Regions from separate parts of the Homo sapiens genome. Here region 1 is linked to region 2. Evidence: read pairs that join two places in POLR2A ChIA-PET (ENCODE). Cell type or tissue: A673. All regions are shown on one strand. Links, peaks and the distances in the headings refer to the core of each region. The heading gives the core; the rest is flanking DNA. Region 1 overlaps LOC112267917 (a long non-coding RNA gene). Region 2 has its middle 58 kb from the start of CEP44.

Region 1 (5,390 bases), core at 329-5,328, 860 kb after region 2:
AGTACTTCAGCATACATTTAAAAAAAAATGAGGACACCTTTTTAACATAACCAAATACCAATATATGCCACTTAATAAATTCACAGTAATTCCTTAATATCATATAATACGCAGTCCATATTCAAATGATTATCATGGTTTTATAGGGTTTTTAAGAACATACTGTTTTAAAATTAATTTTTATTTATAATTGCTACATAATAATTGCACATTCTTATGGAGTACAGTGTGATGTTTCAATGCATGTAGAATTGTATAATGATCAACTCAGTATATGTAGAGTTTTTTTCCAATTTTGAATCTAATCAAGGAACACATGTGACAATTGTCATGTCGTCCATCTTTTTTAATCCAGAGCCCAGCCCTGTTTCCCCTTTTCTCATGCTATTGACTTTTTTAAAAGGCCAGGCCTTAAAAAAAAACAAAACAAACAAACAAAAAAAACCAGTCCTGGTCTTCATCACTTTTTTGTACTGTACTAAGCCTGTCTTATAGAAGGCCCCAGTTCTAGACTTTTTGATTCTTTCTTTAAAGTGGCTTAACTTGTTCCTCCATCCTCTGTATAGCCTACACACCTAAAGTCTTGACTTGATTCAGGTTACACATTTTGAAGAATACTCATAGATGAGGCTATCTCCTTCATACTGCATGGCAGCAGCCAGGCATGGTGGCTCACACCTGTAGTCTCAGCTACTCAAGAAACTGAGATGAGAGGATCATGCTTGAGCCCAGGAGTTGGAGGCTGTAGTGAGCTGTGATCATGCCACTGCCCTCCAACCTGGGTGACAGACCGAGAGGCTCTCTCACAAAAAAAATTTTTAATAAAAATTTTAAAAACATAGTGCATGGCATCAGGATCACATTGAGCCTGGTTTTCTCACTATTAGTGATGCCAAGTTTGATTCCCAAATTAAGGTAATGGCAACCACAATTCTCTTTACTATTAAGATATATTTTCCCTTTGTCAATTCGCTAGTCATCCTGGGGTGATAATTTGGTGCCATGCAAATACTGAGTTCCCTAAAGTTAGCTTTCTTTCAAAAATAACAGGTCGGCTGGGCATGGTGGCTCACGCCTGTAATCCCAGCAATTTCGAAGACGGAGGCGAGTGGATCACTGAGGTCAGGAGTTTGAGACCAGCCTGAGTAACATGGTGAAACCCCGTCTCTACTAAAAATACAAAAATTAGCCAGGCATGGTGACACAAGCCTGTTATCCCAGCTATTTCGAAGGATGAGGCAGGAGAATCGCTTGAACCCAGGAGGCAGAGGCTGCAGTGATCCTAGATCATGCCACTGCACTCCAGCCTAGGCAACAGAGCAAGACTCTGTCTCAAAAAAAAAAAAAAACAAAAAAACAAACAAACAAAAAAAACAGGTTGTGCTTTTAATTTTAATAAGGAATTATACTCAGTTTTTCAAAGCTTTCATCAGCTGGGTATATTCAACCTAAAATTATGAAAATGAACCAGTGTCTACAATAAACCTTTACGTAACTATTCATTTTCTTCTCATATATCTATTGGTTTTAGTACCATTCTGGTTTACAGTAGTCATGCATGCTTGGACTCGTAAATTGGGCATTGGTTTCCAGAGTTCTGTGCAGGAGTCCCCTTCTTTACTCATGTTATTTTATGGCTATTACATGCCAAGTTCAGAATTGGAGCGGTGTAGAATGTGGTGGAAATGAATGTCATGCTGTCATCCATAATAAAATTAGATCAGAGATGCACCCAGTGTACGAACAAGCCAGGCCTTACTGTGGGAATGACGGCTAGTAGACTCTTAGTATAGAGTAATTGTGCCACACACTGAAATTGAAATGTGGATCCCTTGAAGTGACCTCTTTCCTTTTTTAAGCAGGTCAAAAGACATGAATGAAAACACACCAGTAACCAAACATGGTAATATCAAGCCTAATTAGGAATCAAACATCATTCCTAAAGTCTGTGTCCGTTCGTTTTCTTTATTTCATTTGTTTTTGTTTCTTCCTCATCTGTGATTCATTTTCCTTTCGTCATCTTCCACAGTGGCTTCTGCAAGAATATTGGTCTTGAAATGTACAACATGGCTCGCACCCACTTCAAACACTGTTTAAAATCTCATTTATTATTTTGTACTGTGGTCTCACTTAAAAGCTGGTGTTACTGAGACTGCAGAGTACATGCCTTTAATTCCCAGGGTGAAGGGGTGTGGGGTGTGAGGGAAGAGAGAGAGCAGGAGCAAGCAAGAGGAAAAGCTAACACTGAGACAGTCCACACAGAAATGCGAGGAAAATAAGAATATTCAGAAGTCTTATAGGCAGATGAATTCTCTCTGGACACTAGAAAACTGGAAACTACCCAAACCCAAGCTTAGTAAAGTACAGAAAAGTGATGAAGACCAGGACTGGTTTTTTTTGTTTTTTGTTTTTTGTTTTTTTCTTCCATCAAGAGGTTAGTTGCCTAAGGACCACATTCCCAGGATTACAAGGATTTGCCTTAATAGCCCAGAGAACATTTATCTGCAGTAGAATTATTAAGATGAAGAGATGAGATTCTATGTGAGTCACCTCTTACATGAGACTATATTTCAAACTTAAAATTAACACTGGGAGTAATCATAGTACATTGAGATCAGCAGGTTAAAGCTATATTAAGTCGGAATTATGTTTTTCCAATTAACTTTAATTTTCAGATACTAAAATCCAGGTGTTCTGGGGAGCCAAGCCCAGTTTTTTTCCTCAGGGATTTATCTCCAAAATCCAGTTGGATCCCAGCTCTTTGAGAGGCCAAGGTGGGAGGATTGCTTGAGGCGAGGAGTTCAAGGCTAGCCTGGGCAGCATAATGAGATCCTGTTTCTACCAAAAAATTAAAAAATTACCTGGGTATGGTGGTGCATGCCTGTGGTCCCAGCTACTCAGGAGGCTGTGGGGGGACTATCACTTGAGACTGAGAGGTCAAAGCTGAAGTGGGCTATGATTATGCCACTGCTCTTCATCCTGGGCTACAGAATGAGATCCTGTCTCGAAGGAAGGAAGGAAAGAAGGAAGGAAGGAAGGAAGGAAGGAAGGAAGGAAGGAAGGAAGGAAGGAAGGAAGGAAGGAAGGGAAAAAAAAGAAAACCAACTGGGTTTAGCATTATTCCTTTAAAGAAAAACAAAAACAAGACCCTGTGCTGAAATATCTCACACCAGTAGCTTAATTATATTTATTCAACTAACTTTCCACTTTCCTTCCTCCACTCCCAGATAGAAAATAGTCACCTACAATTGAAAGCTGCTTGGGTATGGGCTGTGCTGCCTTGGAAGAGGAGAGTATCCCAGCTCTCCATAGGGTGTGTGCTAAATCGATGCACCCCCAACCCCAAAACATTTTGGGAATGACCGAATAAAAAGCACTTACCTAATAGGAAAGAGAAGAAGATGGGAGGGAAATTTCCCTGTTCCTGGTGCAATGGATATTTGTTCTCTTTTTCTAAGAAAGCTGTGAGTCACACCTTTATAAGAATCTCAAATTTCAGACTACCCATGTGTTTCAGGCAATTAATTACTCAGCCCCTCATTGTGGCAGGGTCTTTTCATTCTGGAAGTTGCAGTAAGATATGAGACACGAGATAAGTGAGCAGCAGGCATTGAACTACAATTTTCATTCCTCTTGTTGAAGGGAGCTTGGCTGGAAGAGCCAAGCTTCCACCTTTTATCTACTGATTCATTTGAAAAAGCTCCTCTTACATGCAGTGCTGCCATTTCCAACAACAAATTTTCAAATATCTGGCAGCCAATTCCTTCCTTCTGTTCCAGGTAAAACAAGGAACCAACACATACACATCACCCAGATATGCTAATTGTAGTCACTTATGATGGAAAATCTCATACATGTGAAAAAATTACCATGGAATGTTACTATGAAGGCTCCAAGCATTAGGGTAGCTTAGAGCTGAAAGGAATGTAATACTGGCTTCTTTTTAATTTTTTATTATTTTTTTCTTTTTTAGAGATGGGATCTTGCCCTGTCACCCAGGCTGGAGTGCTGTGGTGCAATCATAGCTCACTGCAGCCTCAACCTCATTGGCTCAAGTGATCCTCCTATCTCAGCCTCCTGAGTAACTAGGACTACAGGCCACCATGCCCAGCTGTGATGGCTTCTTATATCAGGCTGGAGATTCAGTATGCAAGAAATTTAACTTTATGATGCAATTAAAATTCTATTTCAAGCCCTTATGCAGCCAGTTCAGGAACTTTCCCTGTCCATATGCTGTTACCTGTGAATTCTGGGGTGGCTCACACAGAACCAAGGCATTGGGTGGGCTCGTGTGGTTCTGTAGGTTGTCTCTACTCAGTGCACACTGACTTGCGAATCAACCTGGGTTGTCTGTGGTCACAAATTCAATCCTTATGAGGCCTTTATTTCCATCTGCCTACCCTTCAATTCATTATATATATATATATATTTTTTTTTTCCCCCTCAGAGATTTACCTAGGAAATGAGGTCCAAGTTTCCTTTGTCTTAAATCTGTCAAGGTTTCTGCCCATTCCCCAAGAGCAGGGTGCAGGCCCTTGCCCAGGAGCCCACACTATCTGCCTCTCATGCTTGCCCACCATGCTTCTTCCCCCAGCCTTCTTCAATTTTGGTACCAAGGGCAAAACAGAATTGCTTTCAACGTCAGCTCCTCTCCTTGAGTGAGTGGCATTTTTTATTTTTAAACTGTGATAAAATATATATAATATAAAATTTACCATTTTAACCATTTTAAAATGTATATAGTTCATGGCATTAAGTACATTCACATTGTTATGCAACCATCACCACCTTCTGCTTCCAGAATTTTTTCATCTTTCCAAACTGAAACTCTATATCCATTCATCACTAACTGCCTCAGGCCCTGGCAACCACTCTTCTACTTTCTGTCTCTATGAATTTGACTATTCTAGATACTTTCTATTCCTATAAGTGGAGTTACATATTTGTCTTTTTATTACTGGCTTATTTCACTAACATACTATCTTCAAAATTTATCTTGTTGAAGCACATGTCAGATTTCCTTCCTATTTAAGTCTGAATAATATTCTGTTGTATGTATACACCATGTTTTCTTTATCCTTTCATCCAATGATTGATACTTGGCTTGTTTCCACCTTTTTTGACTATTGTGAATGATGCTGCCATGAACATTGGTGTATAGATATCTGCTTAAATCTCTGCTTTTAATCCTTTTGGATGCAAAAGGATTATACCCAAAAGGGGAATTGCTGGATCATATGGTAATTCTCTGTTTAATTGCTAAACTCTTTTTCACAGTGCTGCACCATTTACATTCCCACCAGCAATGTACAAGGGTTCCAATTTTTCTATATCTTTGCCTTCCAGTAAGTTTTAACAGGGGTGCTCTTGACACTTGGGGTCAGCCCTTC
Region 2 (5,390 bases), core at 221-5,220:
AAAAAATTAGCTGAGCGTAGTGGCGAGTTCCTGTAATCCCAGCTACTCAGGAGGCTGAGGCAGGAGAATTGCTTGAACTCTGGAGGCAGAGGTTGCAGTGAGCTGAGATTGTGCCATTTCCCTCCAGCCTGGGCAACAGAGTGAGACTCCATCTCAAAAAAAAAAAAAAAAAGAAAAGAAAAGGAATTTTAAAATATGTATCATTCTTTTTAACCAATGGCTCTGGACCAACTGGCGTGCAAGTGCAAAAAAATGAACCTAGACATAAACCTTTCACTCTTTGCAAAAAACTCAAAATAGATCAGAGACCTAAATGTAAAACACAAAATTATAAAGTTCCTAGAAGACAACATAGGAGAAAATCTAGTTGATCTTGGGTTTGGTGATGAGTTTTTATCTACAACCCCAAAGGCACAATTCATGAAAGAAAGAACTGATAAGCTGGATTTGATTAAAATTAAAAATGCCTGCTCTATTAAAGCCCACTGCCAAGAAAATGAAAGATAAGCCACAGACTGGAAAAAAATATTTGCAGAAGACATACCTAACAAAAGGCTGTTACCCAAAATATACAAAGAAGTCTTAACATTCAAAGATATGAAAACAAACAGTAAAAATGGGCCAAAGACCTTAACAGACATCTTACCAAAGAAGACATATAGATGGTAAATAAGCATAAGAAAAGATGCCTTACAGCATAAGTCATCAGAAAAATGCAAATGAAAACAACAATGAGATACACACCTATTAGAATAGCCAAAATTCAGAACACTGACAACACCAAATGCTGAAAAGTTTATAAAGTAATAGGAACTCTCATTCATTGATGGTGGGAATGCAAAATGGGACAGATGCTTTCAAAGACAGTTTGATAGTTTCTTACAAAACTAAACGTGGTTACTGTACAATCCGCAATCATGCTCCTTGGTATTTAGCACAAAAAATAAAAAACTTTTATCCACACAAGAACCTATGCATGGATGTTTATAGCTGGTTTATTCATAATTACCAAAACTTGGAGGCAATTAAGATGTCCTTCAGTAGATGATGGATAAATAAACTGCTGTACCTCCAGATAATGGAATATTATTTGGTGTTAAAAAGAAAGAAACTACCACGCCATGAAAAGACATAGAAGAAATTCAGATGCACATTACTAAGTAAAAAAAAAGCCAATCTGAAAAGGCGACATATTGTATGATTCCATACTATATATTACCAATATAACATTTTGGTAAAGACAAATTATACAGACAGTAAAAAGTAAAAGGCAAAATTATAGAGACAGTAAAAAATCTGGAAAGGCTATATACTGTATGATTCCATACTGTATGTTACCAATATAACATTTGGTAAAGGCAAAATTATAGAGACAGTAAAAAGAATAGTTGTTGCCAAGGGGTTTGGGGAAGGAGGGATGAATAGGTGGAGAACAGAGGATTTCTAGGACAGTGAAAATACTCTGTATGATACTATAATAATGGATACATGTCATTCATATCCACATTTGTCCAAACTCATAGAATGTCCAACACCAAAAACAAAATTAAAAAAAACCCTAAAATATAGACTCTGAGTGACGATAATGTATCAATGTAGTTCCATCAGTTGTAATAAATGTACCACTTTGGTGGAGGACTTTGATAATGAGGGAGCTATCATGTGTGTGGGCAGGAGGTAGATGAGATAACTCTGTACCTTCCTCTCAATTTTGCTGTGAAGCTTAAACTGCTCTAAAAATTGTCTATAATTTAAAAAACATTGAAAAAAATAAAAATTTACTCTCTTCGATTCAGCTATTCTATTTCTGAGAATTTAACTGTGATTGTCTTTTGACGTGTCAACCTGGCTAGATTACAGTTCCCACTTACAAACACTTAGGTAGGTGATGCTATGAAGATATTATTTTTTAGATGTGATTAAGGTTTGTAATCAATTGGCTCTAGTAAGGGAAATTATTGAATATCATAGGTAATATGTGTAAGTCTTATTCAATCAGTTAAAATTAAATGCAGAGTTAGGCTTCTTTGAAGAAGCATTTCTGCCTGTAGGTACCAGTTTCCTTCCTTCCTTCCTTCCCTTCTTTTCCTTCCTTCCCTTCTTTCCCTCCCCTCCCCTCCCCTCCCTCCCTCCCTCCCTCCCTCCCTCCCTCCCTCCCTCCCTCCCTCCCTCCCTCCCTCCCTCCCTCCCTTCCTTCCTTCCTTCCTTCCTTCCTTCCTTCCTTCCTTCCTTCCGTCCTTCCTTATTTTTTCTATACAGAGTCTGGCTTTGTTGACCAAACTGGCCTGGAACTCCTGGCTTCAAGCAATCCTCCTGATGAAGTCAGATATTATAAAGGAAGAGATAAGCACTCTGAATTTTCAAATACTTTTTGGTACTAAGGTCTAATAACTTGCCTTTATTCAAGTTACAGTTTGTGAGACATTACATAGAGTGACTAGTAAATGATTACCATAACAAGCACAATCAGTCAGCAAGATAAATACATAGAAAGCACAGATAAGATAGTTACTATGATTCTGCTTGGTGAACAACTGCCTGAAATTAGATTTTCAGCAGAATTTTTTTCTATCAAAATGAACCATAATTTAAGTGGTTATAATAGGCATATATTTTAATGCTTGTATATCTGACTTCTATACAAAATTAATGCTTCTCACTACCCCGTTACTCTCATCACCCCATTTGTGAGTGTTCTGGCAGGTCTTTGCATATGCCTCTGAACATACCTTTCTTCTCTCCTAAGCTATCAGAGGAGTCAGGGAAAAAAAGATATAGATGAAATAAGAGTTATATACCCATGAGATGATTTAAGTAGTTAAATCAATATGGAGTATATACAGAGAAAGGTATGAAATGAATTCCCCACTTTCTTCTATGATTTGTTCAATGAAGATAAAAACTTGGTAATATACCTTAGTCCTAGCTGCCACATTCAGTTGCTTAATATCTAATCTATTATCACTACTTAAAACATATTTTGTATAGCCATTTATAGACACATCAAATCTAAAGCAAATAGCTCAATAGCAGAAACCACTGTTTTCTAAGAATTATACTACCCTTCTTTGTTTATCAAAAGATTTATTGGGCAAATATGTATATATGCATAGGAATATTGATATATCTCAATAGGTCAAATCCACAAATACGTAATTTAAAGGCACAAGAATCTTGATAACAAAGATTCACAACACAACATCAGTGTTTGGTATCCAGATACCAAATTCTGCTTGCCTTCTGTCTCTGGATCATGGAGTGACTACAGATTTTCAGATCTGGAAGGACTAGAAGTTTGGAAGATTCTGAGATCATAAAGCAGGGTTTAGGTTAAGAATGTCATGCAATGCATCTGTATGCCTCCCTCCCCCAGTGCTCCTTGGGGCACCAGGTCCTTTGAAAGGGCATCATCCTGGTGAGGGTATGCTCTTTGGTAAGCAATCCTGAACTCTATGAGATCATAATCATAATTTTATATAAAAATTCTGGAAGAAGTCAATAAACTTTGGCAATGTGCTATGGGCATGTGAGCTTATTAGAGAAAATGCAGTGATTGTGAAGGGCTGATGACAATTCTGAATCCTCTTCTTTATGGCCATCTGTTTTCATTTATATTCAGTTGTTCATCTGTTATTCATTCAAGAAGGTTTATTAGTAGCCTAGACATATTTAAGTAGTTGAATCATTGAGTCTACATAGAAAGTTAATAATATGAAGCTGAATCATTGAATCTACGTAGAAAGTTAATAATATACTCAATGATCAGTGATATGGTTCGGCTATGTCCCCACCCAAATTTCATCTTAAATTGTAGTTCCCATAATTCCCACATGTTGTGGGAGGAATGTGGTGGGAGGTAATTGAATCATGGGGACAATTACCTCCATACTGTTCTTGTGATAGTGAGTGAGTTCTTACGAGATCTGTTGGTTTTATAAGGGGCTTTTCCCCTCCTTCACTTTGCACTTCTCCTTGCTGCTGCCATATGAAGAAGGACATGCCTGCTTTCCCTTCCGCCATGATTGTAAGTTTCCTGAGGCCTCCCTAGCCATGCTGAACTGTGAGCAAATTAACCTCTTTCCTTTATAAATTATTCAGTCTTTATTATGTCTTTATTAGCTGCGTGAGAACGGACTAATAGAGTCAGAAAAGATTAAAGTTAAAAGATAAAAGATTATATTCTGCTTGTTATATATTCTGCATGTATATATGTGTACTAGAACTGGAACATTTTGTTATAGTATCATAAATGGATAAAGACAGTGAGGATATGGAGCAACTATACTCTCACATGCTGCTGATAGGAATTGTACGACTACTTTCGGAAACAGCTTGGCAGTTTCTTTGAAATTTAAGTATACACTTACCTCCTAGAAATTTACTCGAGAGACTTGTATACTTCAAATCAAAAATAAAATTCTAAGCCCGCAAACATTCTGAATGGACCTCTCCTCTCAGCCAAGGGCATTCCAAAGTTAACCTGTAAAACTAGTTCAGGCCATGATGGGAAGGAGAAGTCAGACGTGCCTCAATACCATTAACATCAACACAGACCTTAAAACTGATAGAAAAGGCTCTTTAAGTCTGATAAGAAACATTTACAATCTATTCTCTCTGAAGCCTACTACCTGGAGGCTTCATCTGGATGATAAAACCTTGGTCTCCACAACCCTTTATTGTAACCCAGACATTTCTTTCTACTGATTCCAGGTCTTTATTTTAATTTTACTTTTCTTAAAACTCCCACGACAGATTAGATTCCAGGTCTTTATATAACTCAACCAACTGCCAATCAGAAAAATCTTTTAATCTGCCTATGACCTGGAAGCCTCCACATCCTGTTGTCCTACATTTCGGGACCAAACCAATGTACATCTTACATGTACTGACTGATGTTTTTTGTCTCTCAGAAATGTGTAAAACCCAGTTGTAGCCTATTACTTTGGGCACATGTCATCAGGACTTTCTGAGGCTGTGTCATGGCCGCGTCCTTAACCTTGGCAAAATAAACTTTTAAATTGATTAAGACTTGTCTCAGGTACTTTTTGGTTTACAATACCAATGTTAATAGCAGCTTTATTTCTAAAAATCAAAAATTGGAAACAATCCAAATGTCATCAACAAGTGAATGGATAAACAAATTATGGTACATCCATGTGTGACGTACTATTTGGCAATAAAAAGAAAAAGATATGAATGCATGCAACAATGTGGATAAATCTCCACATCATTGTGCTGAGTACACACTGTATGATTTCATTCATACAAAACTCAAGAAAATGAAAAGAAATCTATAGTGACAGAAATTAGATCAGCATTTGCCTCAGGATGGAGCTAGAGAGAGAAATAAATTTAAAAAGAACTTAAAGATACTTTTGGGGTGATAGAGT

What was found. Peaks named below come from ENCODE experiments on the same cell type or tissue, not always from the same donor. Only the 100,000 strongest peaks of a DNase experiment are listed, where the experiment ranks them.
Region 1: POLR2A ChIA-PET joins it to region 2 with 6 read pairs; 1 of 35 experiments calls an interaction of 5 or more read pairs at or near these places.

Annotation. Positions count from the first base shown.
Region 1 is chr4:173,475,403-173,480,792 of GRCh38, reverse strand. LOC112267917 (a long non-coding RNA gene) reads right to left here. Exons shown (of 3, transcript XR_002959833.2): 1 at 3,382-5,390; 2 at 2,862-2,999; 3 at 1-2,035. It also overlaps a transcript of SCRG1 not described here. Among named protein-coding and RNA genes, the nearest start is that of HAND2, 52 kb to the left of the region's middle. In A673, for the core only: no CTCF peak of the experiment used is centred there; a DNase peak (open chromatin) is centred at 3,132.
Region 2 is chr4:174,339,171-174,344,560 of GRCh38, reverse strand. No RefSeq gene overlaps it. Among named protein-coding and RNA genes, the nearest start is that of CEP44, 58 kb to the right of the region's middle. In A673, for the core only: no CTCF peak of the experiment used is centred there; a DNase peak (open chromatin) is centred at 2,360; H3K27ac peaks cover 2,902 bases.